2 separate regions of the Homo sapiens genome follow, and region 2 is linked to region 1. Evidence: read pairs that join two places in POLR2A ChIA-PET (ENCODE). Cell type or tissue: MCF 10A. All regions are shown on one strand.

What was found. ChIA-PET counts read pairs that join two places held together with the same protein. Peaks named below come from ENCODE experiments on the same cell type or tissue, not always from the same donor. Only the 100,000 strongest peaks of a DNase experiment are listed, where the experiment ranks them.
Region 2: POLR2A ChIA-PET joins it to region 1 with 16 read pairs; 3 of 35 experiments call an interaction of 5 or more read pairs at or near these places.

What each region holds. Positions count from the first base shown.
Region 1 is chr10:4,343,552-4,346,051 of GRCh38, forward strand. No RefSeq gene overlaps it. Among named protein-coding and RNA genes, the nearest start is that of LINC00703, 39 kb to the right of the region's middle. RefSeq lists an enhancer at 528-1,727. In MCF 10A, no CTCF peak of the experiment used is centred here; a DNase peak (open chromatin) is centred at 1,200.
Region 2 is chr10:3,887,032-3,889,531 of GRCh38, forward strand. No RefSeq gene overlaps it. Among named protein-coding and RNA genes, the nearest start is that of LINC02660, 24 kb to the right of the region's middle. In MCF 10A, no CTCF peak of the experiment used is centred here; a DNase peak (open chromatin) is centred at 1,000.

The DNA.
Region 1 (2,500 bases):
CTCTAGATAACCTTGTAACTGCTGCTTAGACTACGAGGTAGTAATCTGACAAATTTCTAAATTACATATGACTTTTAAATTGTTTTTAAAAAATTATTGTATAGTTGGTAAGCTCCTATTTGGAAACAAGGGAATAATGAATTCTTAAAAGAGCAAGATTCTAGAGATTTTCTGTGAGAATCAGAGGATAAAACACTTTTATTAGAGTCAATGAAGCCATGTGCCCCTAAATATTTTATTTTCAAATTTAAAGTGTATGATTGATTGTCCAAGCTGATAATCAGCACCAACCCTCTCTTGTTTTCCTCGTGTATAATTTATATCCTATTATTTTGAAGAAAGACCCAAGGCAACTGTGCTATCCACATGTGTACATTGAGCCGCAGTCTTCCAGCTGTGCAGTTTCCGGAGCATTAAAAGAGTTATTCTCTCTTAAAACACAGGCTCACATGCCTGAAGTCCCACTCTTAGAAAATGATTTGATTTCTCCTTTCATCCAGGATCCTCTGATAAAGTGCCACTAATGACTCCTGGAGACAGCAGAGCAATGGGGCCCAGGCCAACTGCGTCTTCAGAGTCTGCACTTGTGACAGAAGGGGGCATCTATGTGGAAACCTCAGCATCTTCTCAGTGCATCTATTCCACAGCTGATCTGGGCCAGCTTGAGATTCCCTCTCTCACAGCACCCTCCACCCACCTCACGGAGGAGGCAAAACTATCTCTCAACTTTCAGTGTGAGAGTCTGAAAATGGGGAAGCTTTAAGAAAGACAGGTTTTTTTTTTGTCTGTTTGTTTGTCTGTTTTGTTTTTTCCTTAAAGCCCAAGGCTACCATGTTTATTTCTGGCTTTGGGTTTCTTTCTTGAAAAAAACCCTTTGATAGAAAGCACACCTTGAGTGACCTGCGCACCTCTCCTTTGACACAGATCCATTTTGTTTGGGGAAGTTGCATGGGAGGCAGAGTTGAAGCTGCTGCAGAGGTTTGTATTTCAACAGATCATTCCAGCTATCCACGCTCAGCGCCAGGGAATATGGAGACTATAACATAGTATGTGGCTGACGCAAGTTGCCTACATAACTCAGACGAGAGCTCCACACCCTGGGGCTGTGCCTCGCCACTTCTGTGGAAAACATTCTTCAGAGCTCTTTGGAACAGGATGACTCACATCAGGGGGTATTTTTAGGAATCTGTGAACTTGCATTTAGCTTAGAGATGCAAGATCCATCCAGAGGAGCTCTGAGCCATTACACACGGGCTGTTTTGAATGTTGTAATTCAACCACGGTTTCTTGGTCTACGATTGAATCATCCTCCAGTTAAGCATCAGAAGAAAACAGAAAAAGACTGTTGCTACAGCAGGGCATTTGATAACATGCTAAGGAAATCAGTGCCGGCAGCGGCCCCATGTATATTTTTACAGAAGAGCACCTGCTTGTTCCCAGCTCATCTTGCAATACTTGCTTAAATTTTGCAAATTCACTCCTAGAAATTTGTTGGATTGCATTAAAATATCAACACTGAAATTAGAGGCAGGTGTAGTCAAATGCATTAAAATGCCACTCTAAGCAAGGTCAGCTATACATAGTGCTCATTTATTTGCAGCTTACCTTTCAAACCACTGGAGAGAGGGGCAAATTGGAACAGCAGGTGCGGCCTGTGGAAGCTTTAAGCAGCATGAGACAGTTTCCCCCTGGAAGGTTGGGACCTCCCAGATACGTGTGTGTATATTTGTGTGTGTTATGTATGCATGTGTGTTGTATGTGTTTAAGTGTGTGTGGTTTTTTAATTTTTGTTTGTATGTATGTGCATTTGTTGTGTGTGTGTGTTTGTATGTGTGTAGTTTAGTTACTAAATAATCAGTTCCAGGTAAGAACAAATCAGTCCATCCATCAACCAATGAACAGATGAGTTGTAGGCAGACCTTTCAATGCTGAGAAATAGAATCTTTGTTTCAGTGTCAGGATAAGGAAATTCTGCTGTCAAATGTCCAGAGAATAAGGGTTAGCATTATTTGGGCTTGGAGGCAAGAATTTCTCATCTTCCAGTAATGATCAAAACCTGAACAAATCTAATAATATGTAAATGTCCAAAAAAAGAAAGAAAGGAAGAAGGAAGGGAGGAAGGAAGAAAGAAAGGAAGGAAGGAAGGAAGGCAGTGAGGGAGGGAGGGGCAAAAATGGTGAAGTTTATGAATTAAAGGAAAAAGGAAAGATTTTAGTCAACTTAAATATCGTATTTCTTTCACAGCTGAAGTTTTCTTCGTACATGTTTACGTTTTTTTTTTTCTTCCCTGCCTGATATTTTGATTATTTTTGCTGCTGGTTTGCCAGTATGTAAAATTTTCTCACTGACTGTCCCTTGCCAGAACATGGAAGTCTGTGTTGATTGTTACACTACCTGGGTTGACCAGGGTTTAACGTAAATTCATGAACTTAACAGTGGATTCTTCTCCAAGTGGAGCTGTGATGACTAAGAGCACTCCCAGTTGACTTCCATTTCACAA
Region 2 (2,500 bases), 460 kb before region 1:
TACAGGCAAGAAGGTAATGATTTCTGGTGTTCTTTCCTTTAAACCTCTACTTTGAGATCAGCAGCCCGGGACACAGATAAATAGGTCAGTTATTACTGACGTCACAGGGAACTCCTGGCTCAGATTAACCGCGCAGAGATGGACGCCTGTGAGTGTGTGCAAGGGGTGATGAAACATAAAGTACAGTCAGTTCATTTAACAACAAATTCCAGCAACAGATGATAGATAAAAATAGATCCTGAAGGATCTATGTAGATCTAAATAGATGATCCATGAGCCACATAATTAGGGAATAAAAGGACTCCAGTCTTTACCAGCGAATGTAAAATTGGGTAGGCAGACTCAGACCCTTACTTATCAGTGGATTCCAGCCCTAATTCCAGGAGGCCTCACCTCACCTTGGGGGCTTCTCTTTTCCTTAACCTAACTGGTTAAGCCAGGAAAGCTGTGAAATACCTTAGTTACTTGGTGAAGAGCCATTATTACCAGATTATTATCACATTCTCAAAAAGCTTTGCTGTGAGCTGGGCAGGTGCGGCGGCTCACACTTGTAATCCCAGCACTTTGGGAAGCCAAAGTGGGCTTGGGGCCAGGAGTTCAAGACTCAGCCCAGCCAACATGTGGAAACCGCATCTCTACTAAAAATACAGAAAATTAGCCGGGCATCGTGGTTCATGCCTTGTAGTCCCAGCTACTTGGGAGGCTGAAGCACGAGAATCGCTTGAACCTGGGAGATGGAGGCTGCAGTGAGGTGAGATGAGGCCACTGCACCCCAGCCTGGGAGACAGAGCGAGACTCTGTCTCAAAACAAAGAAAAAAAAAACTTTGCTGTGTTTCACATTTTAAAAATTTTATTTTCCATAGTCTCCGGTTCCCAGACATTTCCTGAGACTCCTGTTCATTCAAGAGAGGTGGAGAAAGCCATAAATGAGAACAAACCCGTCCTTCTCACTAAGGGGAATTTCCTGGCAAAACGGAGCCTGGCACGTCAGTGTCTGGGGTTAGTTACTATCACCGCTGCTCTGGGACTGAGTCACAGCTTCCTCCAAGGCTTAGGGTGCCCCAGACACAAACTAGTTTTCTAAAACTTCTCAAGGCATTCCGTTCCTCCTTCGTTCCAGCCCCTCATGTTATTAACTCACCTAATTCATCACATGGGCATTGTGTACAAAGGCACTCTGCTACTCACTGAGGATACACATTGTTCTTAACCTCAGGGGACATTCCTCAAGGAATTAACCAAATCAGGAGATCCTTACCTGCAGGGGTCAGACAGGGAGCTGAGGACAGCCCCCGGAGGACAAGGTCCTGAAGGCCTGGTTTGTAGCTTCTGTGCTGTGCTTATCATTGGGCCTGGCACATTGATCTCTCCATAAACTCGTGTAACTTAAATGAATGATTGAGTCAGAGCACAGGGCAGAGAGCTGTTTTGGAGGCCACTTATCTTCATGTCATAGTTACCCAGACATAAGACCAGAGGCGTTCCCTTTGGTCTCATATATACATATATGTATTGTATTTTTCCCTAAAATTATTCCTTTGTATTATTTTTGCAATTATAAATGTATATTTGCAATCTGAAATGCTGAGTTTCTTTTTTACATCAGGAGCAAATATCCAAATTTTCTTTTGTTTGTTTGTTTCTTTCTTTTTTTTTTTTTTTCCTGAGACAGGGTCTCACTCTGTCATCCAGGCTGAGGTGCAGTGGTGCGATCATGGCTCACTGTAGCCTTGAACTCTCCAGGCTCAGGCGAGCCTCCTACCTCAGCCTACCAAGTAGCTGGGACCACAGACACACACCACCATGTGCGACTAACTTTATTTATTTTATTTATTTATTTTTGAGATGGAGTCTTGCTCTGTTGCCCAGGCTGGAGTGCAGTGGTGAGATCTCGGTTCACTACAACCTCTACCCTCCTGGGTTCAAGCGATTCTCCTGCCTCAGCCTCCTGAGTAGCTGGGACTATAGGTGCACCCCACCATGCCTGGCTAATTTTTTGTATTTGTAGTAGAGACAGGGATTCACTATGTTGGCCAGGCTGGTCTCGAACTTCTGACTGCGTGATCCACCCACCACAGCCTCCCAAAGTGCTGGGATTACAGGTGTGAGCCACCACACCCGGCCAACTAGCTTTATTTTATTTTATGTTTTTTTGTAGAGATAGTGTTTCGCTGTGTTGCCCAGGCTGGAACTCCTGGGCTCAAGTGATTCTCCCACTTTGGCCTCCCAAAGCCGCCCAAAGTCCTGGGATTATAGGTGTGAGCCACTGTGCCCAGAAAAAAATTTCCTTTTTACTTCTGTACCCAGAGCTGACCTTACTTAAGCTGTGGAAGATAAAAAAAAAATCACTACAGTATTAGTGGCCTCAATTGAAGCAGTTATTTCGAACTAACTGAAATCGGAAAAACAATTTCTTTTTACTTCTGTACCCAGAGATGACCTTACTGAAGCTGTGGAAGGTTAAAAACATCACTACAGTATTAGTGGTCTCAACTGAAG